Regions from separate parts of the Homo sapiens genome. Here regions 1 and 2 are each linked to region 3. Evidence: chromatin loops called from intact Hi-C (ENCODE). Cell type or tissue: HepG2. All regions are shown on one strand.

Region 1 (8,000 bases), 190 kb before region 3:
TGACTGTTCACTGAGAACAATTGCCATTTGGGGGTCTTTTTCTCCCTGGATAAGGTTGTAGTCTCTCTAGCACGGGCACCACTGAGCTACAATTGTATGTATAATTGTGTGGTATCTTAAAGGCATTTTCTGTGTAGTGTTTATCAGAAAACAGCAGAAGTATACCAGAACCAAAAATACTTTTCTTCACATTGTCAAGAGGACTTTCATGCTTTTCATCCATTCTTCAGAAAATGAAAAGCTAATGCCATGTAATCACAATTTCCTGGGATTCTGAAAAACCGTTAAAGAGGCACATTGATGGCCTCTGAATAGAAACACTGTAGCGCGTTTTGGATTGGCTCTGTTCTGGGGGTTCTTGACACTCATATGCTCAAATCAGAGTGGTCAAAGGTTTCTTTTGTGTCCAAAACACCCAGACGGTCTGATTTCAACCATGCATGTGCTTCTGGGTGAATGCAGATGGTAAGTTTTCTTTTTCTTTTTTTAGTGGGGAAAAAAAAAGAAACTTAATTAAAGCCCATGTTAATTATGTTGATAGTTGAAGCTTGATAATTATGAGAATTTCGTTTTGTAGGTATCTAAAATAGGGTGCTTTAAAGTTGTATTGTCAGATGAAGTGTTTTTCTTTCTGTGGTCTAGATTTATTAAAACCAACCAAACACCACATAAAGTTAGCTTTATTAGAAGCAGGAATAAACAGGAAGATTTCTGGCCATGTTAATATTTAATTTTAAGACAAAGTAGCACACCTGTGTTACTAAACACATTAGGCTGTATTTTAAAACCATGTTATGTTTCTTGAACCACTGGCACATCTTCCTCCTTCTCATATCTTCAAAAACATTGCTGCAGTGTGTGCTTGTATGTACTATCCTGAAGCAGTTTCCAAGAGCTGCATTGATTCCCAGGAAAATGGTTGTACAGAAACAAAACTGGCTCATGGTGTATTCCCAGGTACATTCAACAGCCAACTTAACGTATTACTACTTACTGTGTGCTGACCAGTGTGCCACAGAAACCCACACAGTGTCAGCCATAGTGATTAAACAAAGTGGCATGGGCAATGTCAACAGTCCATGTTTCTGTGTAACAGGACATCTGATTTTGGTTCTCCAAATAGGAAGTGGCTCTTCCTATCAAAAGGGAGCGTTTGCCTCTTGCAAAGATGATGAATTAACCTTGGCAGTCAGATGGGAGAGTCAGAGAGCTGCAGCCCCAGCAAGCCAGGCTCTGGATGAGTAAGGAAGTCCATAAGGACTTGAAACTAGAAGCAAGTATCTCAACTGCTAGGGACAAGAACAGCATGGATCACCCAGAAAAGGAGCACTGCAGGGCTGGGCATGCTCCCCGGCCACCTTTGAGAGGGTAAACTCACAGGATATTCAAGTTTGTTGTAAAGGTCTCATCTTAGATTATGAGTTCAGTTTTCAATAAAATTTTTTGTGCCTGTCTTAGTCTGTTTTGTGTTGCTATAACAGGATACCTGAGGATGAATAATTTATAAAGAAAAGAGGTTTATTTGATTCATGATTCTTGTGGCTGGAAGGTTCAAAATTGGGCAGCTGTATCTGGTGAGGGTCTCAAGCTGCTTCAACTCATTGTGGCAAGTGGAAGGGGAGCAGGTATGTGTGCAAAGAGACTGCATGGCAAGAGAGGAAGCAAGAGAGAGAAACAGAGGAAGTCATATGCTTTTTAACAATCCACTGTTGGGGAAACTAATCCATTCCCTGAAGGACTCACTCACCTCCTCAGGGGAGAGTATTAATCTATGTATGAGAGATCTGCCCCTATGACCTAAATACCTCCCACTAGGCCCCACCTCCCAACACTGCGAAATTGGGGATCAAATTTCAACATGAGTTTTGGCAGGGACAGACCATATCCAAACCATAGCAGTGACCTGCATTAAGTCCAGTGTCAAAGAAACCCTTTAACATGTTATATGCAGAAATGCAGATGTGGTTCATCTGGCATGAACAAGAAACTTTTTCTCAAAAGAATGAAAACAGATACATAGTCTTCTTTACTGAGTTGGGTAAAGCTTGCTTTGGTCAGGATATGCCACATATGAGTCTAACATGTGTGAAGAATCTTATATATTATCCTGAACGAAACAGTTAAATAATCATATTTTGGTTGTGTAGGATCCACCATGATTTTGTAAGAAAGAAATGAATAAAAATAAACTGAGAGCTGAGGTTTTCTGGGAAAAAAAAAGGCTTTGAATGATCCAAGTTCATAGATAAGAGATATTTACTGCACCTTTAATACGTGCAATGCTCTGATAGGTGTCACAGTGATAAGGGTAGTGGAAGGTGTGGAAAGGGAAAGGGGTTGGGTCTGACATAGGGTTAATTCTAATCCCCTACAACTTCTACACTGGTGAACAGCAATGCTCAGAAGAGAGATCCTGTGACATCCTAAAATGTTCTGTAACTCATAAGCAAGGCCATTTATCATAGGGTTGAAGTGCATGCTCTCTGGAAACTCATGACCTGGGTTTAAATTCCAGCTCTATCATTTTCTAGCTGTGTGACAGTTCTCAGCTGCCTCATCTTCACAAGAGCAATAGTAACCATACCTATTCATAGAAAAGGGGAAATTAAATGAACTTAAGTACCTGATGTACTTAGTATTATGTAAGTGTTCACTATTATTGTCAAGTACTACTGAAATTGACATTCAGCAGTCCATGTATTCCATTACACACTGTGTACTAATTCTTTGCAAATGATTAGCCTATGTAAGTTATATCAGCGACTGTAAGATAACCGAATTAGAATTCACAATTCCCCAGCCATTCTAGAAAAATGGAAATTTGCTGTACAAAGATTATGGCCCTGTCCTCATAATTGAGGGTATTCCAAGAATATCTGGAGGAATCTTAGAGTTCTGTTTTTTTATTGAATTTGACATATTATGAATTCAATTCTTATTGTTCATGGAATATAATTCATATTAATTGAAGAAAAATAATTCAGACTATGGCCTGAAATTACAAAAGCATGCTAACTTTCATGTGAGCTGACAGTTCTTGTCCACCAGGGGGCAGTCCACTCATTGAAACCAAGGACAGAAATAACTAGAATAAATAAAACCTGTAACTTAAAAATAAAACGCATTTTAAATAAGTTTCAGTTTCAATAAAACTTTTATAGAGATACAATGACATAGAAGAACCAGTCCTTGTTCCTGCCTTCTGGTAGACAGACAATCAAGAGACAGAATAAAGCAAAAGGTAGTACTAATCTACAATCCAGTCTCAGGGCCATCTAGATAAATGAGGGGCCTGGGGGCACTCTATGAAGTGAACTGAACCAAGGCCAAATTCACTGTACAGAACAGGATTTAAATGCAAGAGAACTAGTGACAATCAGAGGGAGTATTAAGTCTTCAATTACATAGATGTTCATCAAAGGGCATTTTATAATGCCTGCCTCCTCTAAAATGTGGTGAAAGCAGCAGTAGCTGTAATAGCAGAACTATGAGCTTCTCAGTTAAGAAATGCATCCCCAAGTTCAGGACTACTGGTCCTTATCTTGGCAAATCTAAAGGACTTCACATCCGAATAAATAAATGACTGTTTCATATGCCAAGAAATGACATTTAGCCTTAAAATAGATACATCCCACTGCCAGAATACAGAAACCATACTTCATGATAGAATAAAATCAAACATTTTAAACTCTGAGCTTTCTTTGCATCTTGGTGAAGCCGATTTGGTGGATTAGATTTTTCCTAGCAAGGAACTAAGGAACAGTTGAGTTCAAACATACTATTACATAATCTGCAATTATCCAGGAACCAGTGGAGTATAGTAGAAAGATCAATGACCTTGGTGTTAAAAGAGCCAGTCATAAATCTTAGTGTCTCTACTTTTCATTTATATACCCTTGGGCAATATATATGTAAGGGAGTTTTGCAAAACTATGTGGAGCACGATATCATACATTCACAAGGTTTTATTAATTACAAAGGACTTTTCAACACAGTGTTTCCTCATAAGATCTTCCTTAGATGGAATTTTGCAAGGGTTAAATGAGATAATTCACATAAAGCACTTGGAGGGTGCCTGAGAATCAGAATAAGAATGCAATGAATGGCAGTTATTATTAATAGTAGTAGTATTAGTTTGACCCTCATGCCAATCCCGTGTGCTAGAGATTGTCATCTCCACATTGCGAGATTTTAAACAACTGCAGCCCAAGAGAAATAAAGTGACTGGTCTAAAGTCACAAAACAGGAATATTAGAGCCTGGACTGAAGCTCATGCATGTTTTCCCTTTTCCAGCATACATTCAGGACACTATTTACAATGAGCTTGAGCAGTATCACAAGGAAGAGGGTTTTTTCCCTTTGAAGTGAAAGCCCAAGTGGATGCCCCACCATTGACTTTCCCACTCTTCTGGTCCTGGCCTCGTAGAGTCCCTGACCCCAAGAGCTCCTTCAATGCATCAGTATAGAACAGAGGCTCTTAACCTTCATTGCACATAAGAATGCTCTGGCGAGTTTTTAAAAGTACTGAGTCTCAGACCCCAAAGCAGTCTAATGAAATCGGAATGTTCTGTAGGACATTTCTTCCTCGTCCACTCTAGCCACAGTTACTATGCCTGAATCTGGAACTCAAAGTCATTTCCCCCAACTCCAAACACAGCACCCTTTCTGCTGCCACACGTGAACACTGTCAGCCCCAAGAAGGGAGCCACCAATTACAGAAAAACAAGACTTTAAAAAATGGAAGATGTCAAAGAGATGGATTGCCAGGAAAATATAAGGGGTTTAGGGGACAAGGTGCCTGAGGAGGGGTCAATCTAAAGAGAATGAATAGACATGCAGGTATTGGCTCACTTTTCCAGACATGGGGGATGCATGTAGCATGAATCATCCCCCTAAACTGGATACAAAAAAAAAAAGAACTAGTATACTGGTTGACTGCATCGTGTCTTTGTGGAAATAGGGCAGAATCAATCGGCATTGGCCAGGCTCAGTGGCTCACGCCTGTAATCCCAACACTTTGGGAGGCCGAGGCAGGCAGATCACCTGAGGCCAGGAGTTCAAGACCAGCTTGGCCAACATGGTGAAACCCATCTCTACTAAAAATACAAAAATTAGCTGGGTGTGGTGGTGAGTGCCTGTAATCCCAGCTACTCGGGAGACTGAGGCAGGAGAGTACTTGAACCTGGAGGCAGAGGTTGCAGTGAGCCAAGATCACACCACTGTATCCCAGCCTGGGTGAAAGAGTGAGACTCCATCTCAAAAAAAGAAAAAAAAAAAAGAATCAATTGGCATTCCAGGCAACTCTCAAATGAAACTTCCTTGATAGTGATTGCTATTGAACACAGATGTGTGCTTCTGAGGCGGAGAAGGGGTGGTAAATTTTTTGTACTTCATAAGAGTATAACAGAGTAATCAATCTGAATGTGAATGTCTAGTAGAATCCATTAACCAACATATTTTTACTAGTCAAGCTAATGGATATCCTTCTTAGCTCCAAACTCACCTTTGAGAAAATGCATGCCACTGAGGTCAAGTAATCCTGATAAATTGAGATCAGATTCATTGTCTAGATAACCATAAAATATGGAGATCTCTTCTCATGATCTTCCAATGACAGTCTACCAAGCCCTCTCCTTATCCCCCATCCCCAAATGCAGCAGGCACTGTTTCTTGCTGGCAGTGGGATCAGAACCACTGTCAAGAGATCAGAGGATTAGAGTGGCAAGCTCTGGTCAGAACAGTGAAGTTTTCCAGATGTCCAGGCTGCGAATGCTGGCAGGATTCTCACTTCTTTTCAGGGCTGATATTGGAGGTGGAATCCTCCTCCTTAATGTAATTTCTCCCCCAGATCTGGCAGCAAGTTCTCAAGTTTTGTCTCAAGTGGGAGAAGTCCAAGTTATGTCACTGTTCAAAAAATATTTATTTCTTCCCAAAACCCAACAAGAAAACTCTACTCTGTCGCCTCATAGGTATGTTTCCTTGCCCTGTGCCAGGCCTCAAATGTGTGGGCCCTTTTTCAGGTTGTAGTGCAGCTCCTGCTCGGCTTCTGGGGTCTGTAAGTTACTCTGTCTTGGGTTAGCCATTGCCTTTTTATGCAGAGTGCTGCCTTGTATGCGATCAGCTAGAAAAATCTTAAAAAAAAAAAAAAGGTTGGAGGGGGCATAGCATTCTCACTTCAGAGGGATAAAGACGAGAAGAACAAAAGTTTTAGGCAGATGACAATGGATCCTGTCAATTAGACTAGGTGAAGTTAAAGCAAATGAATGCTTTACTGAGGAAGATGGAACATGGGGAGGGAAAGAAAACGAGGCTGGAGGAATCCAACTACAATGGGAGTGACACTGATTATCCGAAGAGACCTTTAAGAGCACGTGCGCCAGTCCCAGCAATGCCCTGATAAAGAGCTACAATACAAAAGCCTGCGCCTTGCTCACCCAAGGATCACAAATAACCAGAATTCCCAGGAAAAACTCATGTTTCAATCTAGCAGGAGCCCAACTAAATACAACCAAATGCCAAGCTGGGCACTCTTCTGGGGGAAATCAAAGGGATGGGAACATGAGTGGCAAGAGGAACTCAGGGTCCCTTTTTAATGTCTCAATAGAAGAAAGGAAAAAATAGGCAGACCTAAGACACACCCTTGTTTTAAAATTTTTATCACAAAGGGCAGGATGGGATATGTCCATTCAGGGAGCATCACTTTGCTCCACTGGTTTCACCAGCAGGGGCTGCTTGTGTGTGCAAGGAGGGGCCTGAGATATATGGCTGTGCAGATCACATCATTTGTAGTGATTTATTGGTTAAGAAATAAAGCATGATGGGTGGGTGTGGCTACCATAGGGTAATCACACCCCCAGGGTGAGACTATACTACACACTACCAAATTCCCCCCAGGGGTGTGATTAGCTCATAAAACCCTGCCTCCCAGAACTGCCAGACTCTTTAATGTCATTTATTTATTAAAAAAGAGTGGGCCAGTTGAATCTGTTCCATACAGTGTGACTGTCACTGAGGCTGGTCTTTCTGTAAAACAAGAGAAACAAATAAATCCGAAGCCCAAGGATCTGCTATCTGCTAGTGCTTCCTGTTGAATTTTGAAATTCAGCCCGTGGAGACCAAAATAGCACAAAATCGACCTTACCAGTCCTTGTGGACTTTTGTGCTCAAGGCCAATAGCCATTCGGACTGGCCAGCAGAAAACTAGGAGATTTTATTGATTTCATGGTCTTTCACTTGCATAACATTATGTAGCCTTGGGGAGACGCAAACTAATAAAACATTTCAGGGCTGGTAATTTTTCATTTTTTGTGCTTATTTGTAAGACTGGCTTGAAGGATTTAAAGAATGATGAACTACAATAATGAAACTGGGTAAACTGAATAAAAGGCCCTTGGTCTGAACTCGTCATTCATTCAAAAGAGATTGCTATGGTTTATAACTGTAGCAGTGTTATATACAAGTATGGGACAGGGACTTAAGCTCTTCTAAAATAATTTTTATTATAGGCAGTTCTGTAGCCTCTATTTATTTGATTTTTTTTTTTTACCTTTAACACCTCAAATAATCTCTTTTGGGTCTCTTATTCTATTTTGCCCCTTTAAGGGATTATAAATATCCTTCTCCCTAATTGCTCTTTCTCCACCGTCCCACAGCTGTTTGCTTCATGTGAATAGGAGCAAAGCCCAAGGAGAGGACACCTTCACCCTCCAACCCTTCTGAGTAAAACGGAGATCCTATCCCTAAAGCAAGGCTCCAAGTCAATGGGCCTGTGCACAATAGAAGAACATCTGGCCTCGGGGACACGTTTACCTCTAGGCAAAGAGCAGGAGCGCAGTATTGAGTATTGTTGTAAACAATACCATTTGGAAACCTGGTTCCGCTCCTGTGAGTCCAGCAAACGCCTCAAAGACGCCCTTTTAGGATTTCTTTAAATTAATCTGAGACAACGTGGGAATACTCTCTATATAGTATCTAGCCTACTGGATATGTGGTTTTTGTTG
Region 2 (8,000 bases), 120 kb before region 3:
GTTTGAGTTCCACTACACTAGATTATGAGCTACTTGAATGTAGTTATTGTGCCTCATTCATCTGTATAATCTCTGCATAGGGCTCAGAGCATGGCATACAGTAGGCGCTCACTGAATGACTGCATGTCTGTATTATTAATTGGCCTTGACTGAAAAGATCAGTGAGGGCCCTATGACAGAGACTGTCAACTCTTCCCCAACAATCATTCTCTCTTCTATGGAGAAGTGGTAGAAATTTTAGCTCCAGGTGTAGTGCTGCTTAGGAGAAAGACCACATTTCCCAGCTTTCCTTGTAGCTAGGAGAGGCCAAGAGAATATTATGGTTAATAGGATGTGAGCAGAAATAGTGTGTGTAATTTTGACATTATGCTCTTAAAAAGAATCATCATACCCTTCTCTGCTCCCTTTTCTCATTCTCTGCAGACTGATATGCCAAACTATTTTATATTTTACTATCACAAAGCCAGATGCCTGAGCCACTAACACTAGCAAAGCATGTACTAACTCCACTCCAGCCTGGTAGCCAACTCTGTTGCTTCACAGAAACAGCACTCACTTGGGTCACTGATGGCTCCCCATCACTCTTAGGCTAACAGCCAAAATCCGTGGCCTGGACCACAAGGTCTTACCTCATCAGGCCATGTCTGCCTCTCCAAACTCATCCTGCCCTCTACTCCTTTTGGTCTTTCTGCCCTGGTCTCAGCTGGCCTTCTCTTGGTTCCCCAAATGAGTTTTGCTCTCTTCCATCACAAGGTCATTAGAGGATCTGTTCCCTGTCTCTGGAATGATCTTGCCCCACATTTTCACCGGACTGACTCTAGCTCATCCTGCTGTCCTCTCAGCTGAGCAACTCTCAGCTTAGCTCAGGTTTCCCCCTCTTTCTGATTAAGCAACCCCCCATATTTACATCTTAAAACTCTGCCTTTATCAAAGATGTTTGCCACTGACTTCCCAGTGCCTGGCAGAGTCTAGCACAAAGTGGATGCTCAATAAATATTTGTTGAATGAACAGATGAATAAATGAGTAAACCCAGGAGGATAATCTTTTCCTTCAACTGAAGACCAGGCAGAGGCAGGGGAGATGGAACGCATATGGTTAAAAGATTAAGAGAGGAAGGACTTTGTTTCCTAACAGTCTTCCGGAGAGCATCCTCCAACCATGATCTGGCTGGAGGAAAGTTAGCCAAGTGTGATCTCACTAGCCTAAGCCCCAAATTAAGTTGTTCTTGGCACTGTAGCCACCAGATCACAAATAGGTGGACTGGCTCTGCTCTGCGTAGCAGCCTTTCTTCTTTGTGCTATGATGAATGGGAGAGCACTAATACTTTTTCCTCTCTTGTTTGCAGGCTCATCTGCTTAAAAGCCCCTGGCCTGAGCTCCCCTGAAAGAGTCATGAGTTCTTACCCAACACGATTCCTCTTGCCTGGAATTGCTTCCTCCTGCCCGCTTTCAAAGTATCCACACCTATACTCTCTTCAAGGCCTGAGCTTGCTCTATCTCTTTCAGGAAGATTTGATGAGCTTCCCTAACTTGCAGTACCCTTCCTCCATTCCAGAACTTCAGGAGTTTTGTCGGGAGCATTCACTAGGCCCTCATGATAAGTGTCTAACAACATTATTTATTTTTATGTAACAACACTATCTCTTCAAATAGGATGTGCATTCATTCAGGACAGAAGTATGAATCTTTTATTCTTAGATCCCAACACAAGCGGTGCTGCCTAGTAAGCTTTGGTGAAGCATGAAGTGTTTAAGATGATGACGACATGAGGAAGCATATACTCCCTCTCACAAGACTATTGTCAAGTTGCTCGTCTGTAATCCTGCACCCCAGAATGAGGGTAAAAATAGAGTGCACATGGGTCTAAAGAAAATATTTCACTCTAAGATCAAAAGTCAAGTTGCTTCCAGCACATGATACCATGAGGTTCCTAATTTACTCCCAGCCAGATTAAAACAGCTGAGATCTGTCTGAGTGTGGTGGCTCATGCCTATAATCCCAGCACTTTTGGAGGCTGAGGTGGGCAGATCACCTGACATCAGGAGTTCAAGGCCAGCTTGGCTAACATGGTGAAACCCCGTCTCTACAAAAATACAAAAATTAGCCAGGCATGATGGCAGGTGCCTGTAATCCCAGCTACTCTGGAGGCTGAGGCGGGAGAATAGCTTGAACCTGGGAGGCGGAGGTTGCAGTGAGCCGAGATTGTGCCATTGCACTCCAGCCTTAGCGACAAGAGCAAGACTCCTTCTCAAAACAAATACAAAACAAACAAACAAACAAAAAAACCAGCTGAGATCTGAATCTCAAAATTGTCCAGGGCAATGGAAATTCTAAGTGAATTGAACTTCAGTTGTAGTGGAAGAAAAGAAATTTACCAGTTAAGTTAAGAGAGCATTAATCTCAGGTGCTATATATTTATTATGTTCTTCCGAGGCATCACAGCTCCTACATCTGACTACTTGATTTATTAATTAGAGAGACACTTGTGGCTTCTTTCTGAGAAAATATCAAAGCACATACGCTGGTATGTTCGTTTGCTTTTGTCAGTCCACTCACTCATCCACCCATCCATTCACCTATCCATCCATCTACCTATCCATCCATCCACTTATCCTTCCTTCCATTCCTTCAGCCTTCCAGCCAGCAAAGATATATTGCAAGTTTCCCATGTGCTAGGCACTATGCTAGGCATGTGATATAAGGACAGGTATTTAGTAACCACGTTAACCAAAATAATGGCTGTTTCTTTTGAAGGTTTACCATGTATTAGATACATACTTTGTGGTATTTAATCCTTACAACAACCCTAAACGTACAGGACTGTTGTATGCCTCATCTGATATCTTCTTGACTCATCTTTTTAGTCTAGCTGTTGCCATGACAACCAGTTTCCTCCAGGTATAAGTTGGCAGTACCTTGTTTCAGCTATACCACTTATCTCTCGCTTTCTGCCCTGGGGTTTCACTGCTTCTGCCAAGGATTTTACCTGTGGGAAATTGCTCAACTATTCTGATGTGTGCTCAAGCTTGAAAGTGTGGGGAAGCTGCTCACGGGACCCATGGAAGATGAGTGATGGTGGATAAATGCTCCCATCCTCTATCCCTCAAAAGGACAACTCAGAGGTCATCTACACAGCTCCTCAGAGGGTACCAGCAAGGTTGAGCTCCAGCTGCCCAGAAAGGCTAGCTCAATAATGTACGCTTATATTGACTTTCCCTCCATTTCCGTCTAACTGTTCCTAGTTCCACCCTCCTGTTTCCTGGGACCACTTCCCCCACGCCCCAACTACTTGCATGCACGTCCTTGGTCTCCAGCCTGCTCAGGGGGAGTGGGGACGGGGGAACTCAGACAAAAACAATTCATATCCAGATTTTGAATAGGACATCTATTTTCATTTACAGTTAAATAGTAAAATATAAAAATAATATTTTAATACATATATAACTCACGGTTAGGGAATGTAGTAGACTGAATGGCAGCCCCTAAAATGTCAGGTTCAAACAACTGGAATTTGTAAGTGTTATCTTATTTGGGAAAAGAGTCTTTGCAGAGGTGAGTAAGCTAAGGATTTTGCGATGGGGAGATTTTCCTGGATTATCCAGATGGGCCCTAAATGCTGTCACATACATCCTCTGATAAGATTCATGTGACGAGGCAGAGGGCGATTCGATACACATGGAATAGGAGAAGGCAATGTGACCACAGAGGCAAAGACTGGAGTGAGGCAGTCGGGTGGAAGAATGTCCGCAGCCATCCGAAACTGGAAGAGGCAGGGAGAGAATTCTCTCCTGGAGCCTCCAGAGGGAGCACGGCCCTGCCGAGACCTTCGTTTCAGCCGACTCACACTGATTTCCAACTCCTTGTCTCCAGAATTGTGAGAGAAGACATTTTTGTCATTTTAAGCCACCAAGCTTGTGGTACTTTGTTACAGCAGCTACAGAAAACTAATACAAGTCAACTGGGGCACACAGGAGTCAATTTGCCCAAGACCTTAACAAGCAGTAATTGGTGGAGCCAGGATTCAAACTTAGGTCTGTCTGATTCTGGCACCCAAATTGTTAATACTCTGTTTTCTCTCCAAAGAAGGCAAGATTTGTACTCTGGAGAGTAGATAGATGTCTATACAAGGAATCATAGCTCATATTAGTAAGGACAGTAATGGAAGGACGTGGGTGTCTGAAAGTTGGGCGCAAGGAAGGCTTCCCTGGGAAGATGTAATCACTGAGTGCAGTAAGAAACCCTGTGTGACATGGATGCTGCACTAAGCGACACACTGGATTCCCATCAGCCAATTTCAACCCACTCATTTCTTTTGTTAACTTCTGATGCCAGCTCAAAGCCACATCCCCACCAGGTCAATCCAAAATGTTTGTCTCAGTTCTCCCACACTGTTACCCAGGGTGGACTGAGGTAATTCTCCTCAGTTCTGGAGAATTCTCTAGGTCCCAACTAAAGTAAGACATTCTGACTCCAAAGGCCCGGAAGGAATTTATTGTGGACTCAAGAATTCCTTGAAGGGACACCCTCCATCAAAATACAGGGCCCGCCAAATGAAGCTGGGGACCCAGTGGAAGTATGTGAGGCTCCATTCTGGAATGGCAGATGAAGGACAACAGAAAGGAGGGACTGTGCACAGGAACAAGCCAGGAGTTTTGCTGGGTGTTATGGTTTGAAAGTTTGTGTCCCCTGCAAAATTCGTGTTCAAACTGAATATCCAATGCAATAGTATTAAGAAGTGGGGCCTTTAGGGGATGAATTAGGGGGTGAATCAGGTCTTGAGGGCTTCTTCCTCATAAATAGGATTAAGGCTTCCCACAGGGTTCATCCCTTTTGCTCTTTGACCCTTCCTCCACATGAGGATGGAGAACAAGGCGCCATCTTGGAAGTAGAGAGATGGGGCCCTCACCAGACACTGAATCTGCTGGTGGCTTAGTCTTGGACTTTCCAGCCCTCAGAACTGTGAGAAAAAAAATTCTGTTTCTTACGAATTACCCAGTCTATGGGTAATTTGTTATATGATATTTTGTTACAGCAGCACAAAAAGGACTGAGATAGTGGGTTTGTGTGTTGCAGATGTTAATTCCCTAACCACACTGTCTCTAATTTGGTCACTAAGCCACAGTAAAGCCATAAAAAATCCCATATATTACCACTTAGCATTAAATGTTTCACTCCTCCAATACTTCTGGAGCCACTTCCTCCTCTCTCCCAACAGTTTAACCCTGGATAAATTCCTTGAGTGATATTATGTGATAGGCTTGCCTGATCATTCTTGGGTACTGGGTTGGCCCTTCTGCTCTTTTATTCCATAAAATGTATCAAGCACCTTCTGTCAAGCACTGGGTAAAGTTTTGGGAATACAGAGATGACAGATACAATCCCTGGCCTCAGAGAGTTCACAGTCTAGGTGCAGAGACAGACGAATATACAACACTTACAAAATAATACTAAAGTCATGCTGTGGTAATATGGGAGAAGATGCCCAGCTTCATATAGAGAGCAAGGGTGTGGAAGGAAGGCAGAAGGAAGTGTGTGCAAGAATGAGAACAAGAGAGTGAGAGCAAGTGAGAGAACAATTGGGTAATTGGTAGGCAGTTCGTGTGGTTGGAGCTCAGGGTATGTGTGCATGCAGCTGGGAAGGTAAACATGAGAACCTCGTATGCCATGATGAAGTTAGACTTTATTATGAATGTAATGGTGAGTCATTGAAGGATTTTAAGTCAGAGAACTGACATGATCAGATTTACCTTTTAAATGATCGCTGTGGCATCATTGTGCAGAATGTATTGCAGTGAGGCCTGACTGGAGACAGAGAGGCCAGTTAGGGAGCTATGGCAGTGATCCAGGTAAGAGATGATGAAATGGGGATGAAAATAGGGGACAGATGCAAGAGCAATTTAGGATATAGAATCAGCAGGAGCTGGCCACAGATGGGCCCTGGGGGCTGATGGAGAAGGAGTTGAGGATGACTTCTAGATTTCCAGCTTGTGCAAGTTGGTGAATGGGTAAGAAAGTTTGAGGGAGAATAAGAAGGGGGAAAGAATGAATTGAGCTGGGGATAGTCCAAGTTTGAGAATATTTCCTATCACATAAGTGGAGATGTTTGGTAGGCAGGTAATTTGGAAATCAGTTCTAGACCCTCTTCTCTTCCCAGTCAATATTCTTTCCTTGGGTAGTCTCATACACTTACATGCTTCAGCTACCACCTAATTGCCGATAACTCCAAAGTCTTTAAATTCTGTCTCGACCTCTCTTCTGAGCTCTAGCTTCCTGGACCTAACAATCACCAATTAGGTATTTCTTTTATTTATTTATTTACTTATTTCTTTTTTAATTAGAGTCAAGTTGTTGCTTTGTCACCCAGGCTGGAGTGCAGTGGCATAATCATAGCTCACTTCAGCCTTAAACTCCTCGACTCAAGCAATCCTCCCAAGTAGCTGGGACTACAGGGAAATGCCACCACAGCCAGCTAACTTTTTTTTTTTTAATGAGGTTTTGCTACATTGCCCAGACCTCAAACTATCCTGCTGCCTTGGCCTCCCAAAGTGCTGGGATTACGGGTGTGAGCCACTGTGACCAGTCTAGGTATTTCCTTTTGGATATCCTATCACAGAGGTCAAATGACTGCATCTCATTACCAGGTTAATCCCTCTAAAGTTGTACTGTCCAGTACAGTAGCCACTAATAACATGTGGCTACTAGGTACTTGAAATGTGGCTAGTCCAGCAAAAAAGAAAAAGAGAGAGAGAGAGAATACAAGCCACAAACTGAGAGAAAATCTTGCAAAGAAATATCTGATTTAAAAACTGTTATACAAAATATACAAAGAGCCCTTAAAACTCAACAGTGAGAAAACAAACAATCCGATTAAAAAAATGGGTCAAAAACCTTCACAGACATCCCACCAACGACGATATACAGATGGTGATATGGTTTGGCTCTGTGTCCCCACCCAAATCTCATCTTGAATTGTACTCCCATAATTCCCACCTATTGTGGCAGGGATCCAGTGGGAGGTAATTGAATCATGGGAGTGGTTTCCCTTATACTGTTCTTGTCGTAGTGAATAAGTCTCACGAGATCTCATGGTTTGATAAGGGGAAACCCGTTTGGTGTGGCTCTCATTCTCTCTCTTGCTGCCACCATATGAGACGTGTCTTTCACCTTCTGCCATGATTGTGAGGCCTCTCCGGCCACGTGGAACTGTAAGTCCAATAAACCTCTGTCTTTTGTAAATTGCCCAGCCTTGGGTATGTCTTTGTCAGCAGCATGAAAATGGACTAATACAGATGGCAAATATGTATATGAAAAGGTGCTCCACATCCTAGATTACCAGGGAGATGCAAATGAAACACACCAAAATCCAGAACACTGACAACACCAAATGCTGGTGAGGATGCAGAGTAACAGGAGCTCTCATTGGTTGCTGATAGGAATAAAAAATGGAACAGCCACTTGGGAAGACAGTTGGATAGTTTCTCACAAAACTAAACATTCTCTTATTATACCATCTAGCAATTGTGCTCTATGGTATTGTACCAAATGAGTTTGAAGCTATGTCCACATAAAAACCTGCACAAAGATGTTTATAGCAGCTTTATTCATAATTGCCCAAACTGGGAAGCAACCAAGATGTCCTTCAGTAGGTAGATGGATAAATAAACTGTGGCACATTCAGATAGTAGAATATTATTCAGCACTAAAAAGAAATGAGCTATAAAGATTGAAAAGATATAGAGGAATCTTAAATTCATACTATTAAATAAAAAAGTCAATTGGAAAGATTGCTACTATATGATTTCAATATAGGACATTCTGGAAAAAAGCAAAACTATGGAGATAGTAGAAGATTAGCTGTTGCCATGGATTATAGGGGAGAGAGGGATGAAGAGGTGGAATGCAGGATTTTTATAGCAGTGAAACTACTCTGATTGTTATGGTGAATAAATATCAATATACATCTGTCAAAATCTATAGACTGTTCAATACCAAGAGTGAAC
Region 3 (8,000 bases):
TTAGCTAATTCCCAAAGAAGAGAATAACACATTTTAAACCATAAGCCTGTTTGACCATGCTAAAACCTTTTTTGAGCTATTCAGGATCATTACAACCCCATATTCTTTTGTGTATACTGTGCAAATGCAAAAAAAAAAAAAAAACCAAAACAATAAACAGGAAAAACATAAACACTGTGCTACGAAAGAACAGATACCACCTTTCAGAAGAGCCTTTCAGAAATTAGGTAAATGCTGAGAAGCCCCTGAGCTTGGGATTTTGTTAAGCAGTTGCCAGGGGACACTCTCAGTAAAGAAATGGTGAGTGATCCGGAAGCTTGAAAGCCGTGTCACAATGTTGTAGGCTGCCCGGCACCTGTGATTAAAACAAACAACAACAAACAAGAGTGGTAGGCAACATTTCTCGCTTCAGACATTTTAAAACCTCCCTAATGAGCAACTGCCTTTACCAAAGTCTCCTCTTCCTGGGGACCAGAAACTTCTCCCATCCTGCTACTTGAAGTGTGGCCCCAGGACAAGTAGTACTGGCATCACCTGGAGTCTGTTTGAAATCCGGGCTCTTAAGCCGCATTCCAGACCCACTTAACGTGGTGCCCAGGTGATTCACATGCACTGTGAAGTTTGATCAAATGCTCTGGATTGCCCCTAAACCAAAGCATCTCCATCAAGTTTTCTACCTTGTCCTCTGGGGCAAATAAGCAAGAAAATAATCTCTTTTCTCTCAGTTTCCTTAGGTTTTGATTTCTCTAAGAATAAGTACATTGTAATATGAGGAATTTGACATATGATCTAGAAATTAGATTGCTAGATTCAGCAAGTATAAATACGCAATACCCAGTACAGTATAATTTCAGATAAACGACACAGAATTTTTCAGTATAAGCATATCCATATGATATTTGGGACATACTTATGTTAAATCCAGAGCATGCAATATTTGGGACATACACAGACTTAAAAAATGTATTGTTTATGTGAAATTCAACTTTAACTTGGTTTAAAAAAATTCCACTAGGTATCTTATATTTTATCTGGTAAACCTATCTAGAAAGGATTGTTTGGGTTCCATATTTTCTGCTGAAACCTTCACAGGATTTCTCCTTTTTAGGCACTACAGTTGTGATGAGGCAATTGCAACATTTGAAAAGACCCCAGGGAGTTTGCATTAAATGCGTTTCACAAGAGTGAATGATGGAACAGAACACCATGTACAAAGACACAGTCATCCAACACCCAAGCACAAATGGCACAAGTTAAACATGTGACGGCTTGATGTATGACAGGTAATTTGTTTTGCACGTCCATTTCCATTTACATATGAACTTAAAAACTGTTTACATTGCTTTTAGGAGTTGCATTTTAATATGCTGGTATGCTATTTTTCCCTTCAAGAGAAAAATTTCATTTAAATGTGACTAGTTACTTGGAGAAAATAGGATTATATATTCAGGTTTTATTATTCCACAAAATGAAATTATTTTGTTTCACTTAGAATGCCTATGACGTAAACCACCCTTCACATCTATCCATCTCCACTCTTCTCAATTTAAATCAAATTTTAAAAAAGAAAGAAAAATGGTTTTTAGCCTTTTTTTTTCCCATTCTGACTCTTTTATTGCATCTTGGATATATTTGACCAATACAAGCATATTTATACTTCTCAATCCAAATTATAATCCCCTCTACCTATTCATTCCTAAGGTATATTTATTTCTTAGGACATCAGCAAAGAATTAAACAGTATTCTCAGATGTGCTGGTCATTCTCTCTGTCATGAGTTAACTTAATTGAAATTAGCCTAAAGATATTAATGTTATCTGGAAAAATGAACATGGGAGAAGAGTTAGGAAAATTTTGGAAAAAAATAATTGGAAAGAAGGTGACCCTTATTACCCAATATTAAAACATATTATGAAGCTACAATAATTAAAAACATTCAGTAATGGAGAATAAATAGGTTAATAAAACATAATAAAATATCCAGAAATAGACCTAAATATATATGGGAACTTAGTTTATGAGAAAGCTGGCATTTCAAATTAGTGAGAAAAAGAGGGGTTATTCATTCAGTGATATTCATACAAGTGGCTAACTGGAAAAAAAATCAGGCCAGATAGCTACCTCATTTTTTACCCCCAAATACAATCCTGCTTATGACATATTTACATGTGAAGGAGAAAAAAAAAAACAATTCTAGAAGAAATCTCAGCTAAATTTATTTATACACTTTAAATGAGAGTTTTCCTAAGAAACCTATAATCCAAAAAAGAAACATATATTTCTTTTATATGTATTAAATATATATATTTAATTACATAAAATGAAAATCTTTTGTATGAAAATAAATCACAGAGTGGGAAAACTAATAACCACAATATGCGGCAAATATAACAAATGGCAAATTTCTTTAATTTGCAAAGAACTCATACAAATCAGGTGCCAAATAGAAGAATGGGCAAAGGCTAGGGAAGCACTTTACAGAAAAGGAAATATAAATAGTGAGTAAACATATGAAAAGATGTTCAAACCCATAATTATGGAAATACAGATCAAAGCAATGAGATTTTTTCCCCCACCAAGCAGAGTGGAAATTTTTAATGTTTGATGATATCCAGAGCTGATACAGGCTTGGAGGAAATAAAGGGGGTCTCTCATACATTTTGCAGGGAGAGTGCACTTTTCTGAATGATAATTAAGCAAGATGTCTGAAAATTTAAAAAGCACATGCCTTTTACGTCACCTGTGCTACTGCTCAGAATCTATCCTATGGAGATGCTCTGAAATATTCACCAAGATATATGCACAAGGATGTTCATTTAAAAATAATATTAAAAAATGGGAAACCACCAAAGTGTCCATTCATAGAGAATTAGTTTTAAATTATAAGTCCACACAATGGGATTGTATGCCGCTATTTAAAAGTCATTAAAAAGAAAAAGGAGACACAACATGTTATCTGGAAAAGTTACCAAGATATATCATTAAGTTCAAAATGACAGCAACAAAAACCAAGTACAGAACACCATGACTATATGATCATCACCTATGTGAAATAAAAACCAACACAAATCCAGGTAGATACATCATACTTATATGTATCTCTGTGTGTACATGTGTGCAAGTGTGTGCATACACATGTACAAACATATATTCTGCCCCTACCCCAAGAAATTATTGGAAGGTGATTACAATGGAGATCTGCCCTTTTAATGTGGTGTCTTTCTGAACAATTCAATTTTTCTAACATTATAGCATCTGTAACTTTTATTTATTCATTGAATGTCTATAGAAGCAGAGAAAACAATGGGCCTTGTTTTCTATGGTAAATCCTGGTAAAACACTGCATTTCACATATAAAATAAAGAAAAAATCATTTTTGTGGCCTACCTCCAAATCACTTTCTTATTTTTCAGCTGATTACAGGAACTCCATGGTTTTGAAATTAAAAGCAGTTAATGCCCTTTATATTTGTATATTTAAGAGAAAAATTCCTGGTCTTGAATTAAAAAGCTAATTTCCAAAAGAAATGACAAAGAATCACCCAACCTCTCAATTTAAAAAAATCTAGATGAAAAGAGGTCACTGTCACCCAGAGGGGGGTTCAGGTTGTTCTGTTGGCATCCTTCAAGCACTTTAAATTATTAAACAAACTCAGATCTACAGCACTTTTCAAATCTTTCTGAGCAGTCCTTCAACCTAACAGTGCCCTCTTCTGGTTCCATAAATTACATTCACTGTGGTTCACTGAGGTAGAGAAAAAGAATAATTTATAGAAGACGATAGGAAAATTCGCATTGAAATCTGGGAGAAAAGAGTTGTTTTCCTTGTTAGCATATAAAAGCAAAAGTCCAGTTTAAATAAAATGTATATAATTATTACCTATTATACATGTACTATATATGTTAATTTGTGTGTATATATTTATGATATATGGTATACTATTTATATAATTTAATATATAAAATACATAGTATAAAAACTAATATCATGCATGATCTAAATAGTCCAGTTTGATAGCAGCGGCTCTAAGTTGGAACTGTTTTGATCTCAAGTCAAATATTTATTATAAATCTAAACTACCTGGGTTTGATTAAATTTTTATTTCCCATTTTATTAATAGGCATATTTAACTGAATTTACTAAATCTATAGCTATAAAACAAATTACCTTCAATTTTTATTCTCAAAGTTTTCAGTCTTGCAGAGATTTGAGATCCATGTAAAAAGGCAGTAAAAACGTGACTTCACTTTGAGAAATAGTCATTCTTGAATTTCACACTCCCTATCTTCACTCCAATTTTTTAAAAGAGTTTCTGACTGATGAATCTGCACTAAAAGGTCTTCTGCTGTCTAGGTGACCCACCAGAAGGACTGTACTCATGATGGAGAATGAGGAAACATTCCGAGGCAAGCCACTGGCCATTTTCAGATTTTCTAAACAGCGGCTAGGCAACAGCACCCCCTGCTGCCCCGCAAACTAACATGCACCTTCCACAGTAGGAGGCCCGGATGCAAGACGGGAAAGCAAGCAGGCTTCTCACTTACTAAGGCAGCAAATAATTTGTTAAGCGCATATTGTTACTAAGATATTGTAGAGGTGGGAGGTGGGGAAGAATCCACAGAGAAGTGGAACCCTCATTGTTGTCTCTCAAGGAACTTTCCATTCAGTTGGGAACACATATGACGTAATGAAACTCCTGAATGTAGGGCGTGGAGACATTGATGAGTTGGTGCTCGATCTGAGAAACAGTGGAGAGCCGCTCTCCACATTTAACCATCCCCAAATGGTGCCAGTCGTCTAAAGACATGCCTGAACAAGTGACAGTGTTTGACAGACCTTATATCTCCTTTCTATCACACCAAAATCTCTGTAGTGAGCTCAGGCAATGTTTTGACCTGCTGGTGTGCTGATGCACTTCAGGATAAAAAGAATTGGTCCACATTGTAGCAATAACTTCCAGGAAGAAACGAGTGGTAAATATCTTTTCTTTTTTAACCTAGATGTTAAGAAACCTTTCTCTCAGATTAGAGTGTCAACGGCTGGGGAAAAATATTTGAATTCCTAAATTGGGTCCTATGGAAGACATACGATTACACTCGGTCATCATGAGGCATTCTCCCCAGTACTTACTTCTGGATCGCATGTAGCAATCATTACAGTTCAGGAGACCATTTCGAATCCTAACATCCGTCCCACTCACTGCATCTCCAAGCTGGCCTTTACAAATTCCACACTATAGGGTAAAAAGAACAGACATCATAAGATGCATAAGGAATTGTTTCTTTCTAATGCTTAGTTACTGTTTATGTGAATAGCACAATAATCCCTTCTACAATCACCACATTTGTGGAGCATCTATTATGTGTAAGATGCTGCACCAGTGTCAACTTACAGCAAAAGCAAATATACAGTTAGCAATTTTAGCTTAATTCCTTGCATTTTACAGAGAAGGACACTGGTTCAGTGAGGTTTGTTGGCTTGTTCCTAGGTTGTGGAGCTGATAAGTGGTAGCAGGTTGACTCCAAAGCCTAGCGTCTTAACCTCTATCATACACCGTTTCTCAATCAAAATGGAAGAACCATTTTAAACACATTAAACCCTAGTGGCTTTAAATAAACACATGGCCAATGAGTTATCAATTGAAATGTGTCCATCAATAATCTTTAAAGGCTTGCCAGCATCGTTGCTAAGTTCTACCAGATCAAAATTTCTAGGAAGTACCTGTTCCATTTGTTTATTTTATTTATTTTTTAAGACAGTGTCTCGCTCTGTAGGCCAGGCTGGAGTGCAATGGCATGATCTCAGCTCACTGCAACCTCCACTTCCTGGGCTCAAGCAATTCTCCTGCCTCAGCCTCCTGAGTAGATGGGATTACAGGCGTGTGCCACCACGCCTGGCTATTTTTTTTTTTTTTTTTTTTTTGTATTTTTAGTAAAGATGGAGTTTCACCATGTTGGCCAGGCTGGTCTCGAACTTCTGACCTCAGGTTATCTGCCCACCTTGGCCTCCCAAAGTGCTGGGATTACAGGCATGAGCCACCGTGCCCAGCCTGCTGTTCCATTTTATATTTCCACATTAAAAGCAGTGATATTCAGAGCAACAAATCCACTGGGAATTTCCACCAACACAGGCTGAGTGCAGAAAGAGACTGTAGGATATACTTGGATGTTTGTACCAGAAGGGTAGAAAGGCAGTGGAAGTTGGTGTGGGTGCCAGCCTCTTGCAGGGGGACCAGGATCTAGCCCCTAATTCATGCTCTAAGGTGACCTGGGACAGAGTGAGGCTTAATCCAAATTATGTCATAAGCTGCCTCTACATTGCAAGAGTGGGGAATAAATCCAAGAGGGGATGTACCTTAAAGCATCAGGCCAGCTCCAGGAAGTGAATGATTAGAGTGAATAAAGGCCTTGAGAGTTAAGAAGGCAAGTCTCCTGACCCTTGAGAATCTGCAAAGAGCCCTTACCACCTTGCTTATTTCTAGTCCTCATAAAGTTTCTGAGAACAGAATGCAGTGTTCTCAGAATGCATATTATCTTGGCATAACTACAAATCTTAAAAAGCATATTCCTTGAGCCTCAAAACATCCCTAGACCATTTAGGACATACATTATCTAGGTTAATCTTTACAACGAGAATATTTTTGCTTGTCCTTTGTGGAATGGTTCTCTATAGAAATAAAATAAAACTTAGGAAACTCTGGTCTCATTCTAATACTTTTGATAAATGAAATCTAAAATAAGTATCTATGCTGTGTTTTGTCTATGATAAATCTTGCTTTCAAGTGATTACTGTTATTATTAAATTAGTAATTTGGGGACAACTTCACTGACTTTCTCTTAGCTTATAGGCAAAGTGGGAGTTATTTTAAACCCAGGCAAATTTACTTCATAGCCAAGGAAACTACCAACAAGAAATAAAAGAAAATCCAAGAAGGGAAAAGAAAGTATGTTAGGATTATGCAGACCAAGAAATTACTCCTCCTTAGAGACAGAGGGTTCGCCTTCAAAAATTATATATTATTTTGAAATGTGTCCATGAGTGGAAAATACAGGATATGCTGATATAGTCCAGCTTATAAATTTCATAATAAATCAGGTATAACTGGTTAACTCACCTACTTATTACCAAGAGATCTGGGACTAGAATCTAGAACTCCTCATTTTCAGTTTATTCACTAATTCATTCACGTAAAAATATTTATTGACACCTACTCTGCTAGGTAGAGAGGAAAGAATGGTAACCAAGACAGACATGGTCCCTGCCCTTACGGAGTTTATTAGAGGAGATAATATTTAAATAATCCAATAATCAGTAATAAGGACCAAGAAAGGTTCTATAAGGACCTATAACAAAGATAACTTAGTCTGGGTGGGCAGGGCAGCTTTTTTGAGGGAGTGATATTTAATCTAAGATTACAGACATATTCATTCTGAGACCTACAATTTTCTAACTAGCCACTTAATTGACAGACAATTTTCCACTAGGTCAAAGACTAAAACCCTTTCACATTAAGTCATAAGAGTTTAAGAAACAGCATAGACATTACATTCCAAATAAATCCACATGGCCCTAAAAGATTTGGAAGAGCATCATCCTCCCCAGCATCCCATTCTCAGCCTCCTGCTGGAGTATATGTTCTTTAGCAACAAAAACTGTTTTGTAAGGACAAATTGCACAAACCTTTCTGCTTCTTCTAATCTGACATCCCAGAGGGATTCGTGATAGGTGAGTTTCATTCTGAAGGAATGTCTATACAACCTAGACAGTGAGACCTCACAGACAAAGCCCTCCAGAATTTCCAAGAGGCATTTTTCAGCACGGAACGATGCCAAAAGACATCATGAAGTTGTGTCTGGAGAGCAAAGCAGTAAGTACGTACCCTGAAACACTGGATGTGAAAATAGAGATTGAGGGTCTCGATGATCATTGCAGCTCCTTTACCCAAAGGAAGCCCACAGGAAGAGCACAGCTTCTTTCCACTTATAGACCTAGGTTTAAAA

What was found. Hi-C counts contacts between places; a loop is a spot of excess contacts. Peaks named below come from ENCODE experiments on the same cell type or tissue, not always from the same donor. Only the 100,000 strongest peaks of a DNase experiment are listed, where the experiment ranks them.
Region 1: it touches region 3 in a loop (22-fold over the local background); 98 of 110 quality-filtered maps call a loop at or near these places.
Region 2: it touches region 3 in a loop (5-fold over the local background); 24 of 110 quality-filtered maps call a loop at or near these places.

What each region holds. Positions count from the first base shown.
Region 1 is chr4:41,883,347-41,891,346 of GRCh38, reverse strand. LOC124900696 (a long non-coding RNA gene) reads left to right here and starts at 415. Exons shown (of 2, transcript XR_007058105.1): 1 at 415-465; 2 at 7,653-8,000. In HepG2, CTCF peaks have their summits at 3,047 (motif pointing right) and 6,727; no DNase peak of the experiment used is centred here.
Region 2 is chr4:41,810,559-41,818,558 of GRCh38, reverse strand. No RefSeq gene overlaps it. Among named protein-coding and RNA genes, the nearest start is that of PHOX2B, 66 kb to the right of the region's middle. In HepG2, a CTCF peak has its summit at 3,799 (motif pointing right); no DNase peak of the experiment used is centred here.
Region 3 is chr4:41,689,515-41,697,514 of GRCh38, reverse strand. LIMCH1 (LIM and calponin homology domains 1) reads right to left here. Exons shown (of 32, transcript NM_001330672.2): 30 at 7,880-7,988; 31 at 5,131-5,233; 32 at 1-355. The coding sequence ends at 330. LIMCH1-AS1 (LIMCH1 antisense RNA 1) reads left to right here and starts at 4,718. Exons shown (of 3, transcript XR_002959789.2): 1 at 4,718-4,973. In HepG2, CTCF peaks have their summits at 3,698 (motif pointing left) and 4,458 (motif pointing left); a DNase peak (open chromatin) is centred at 4,444.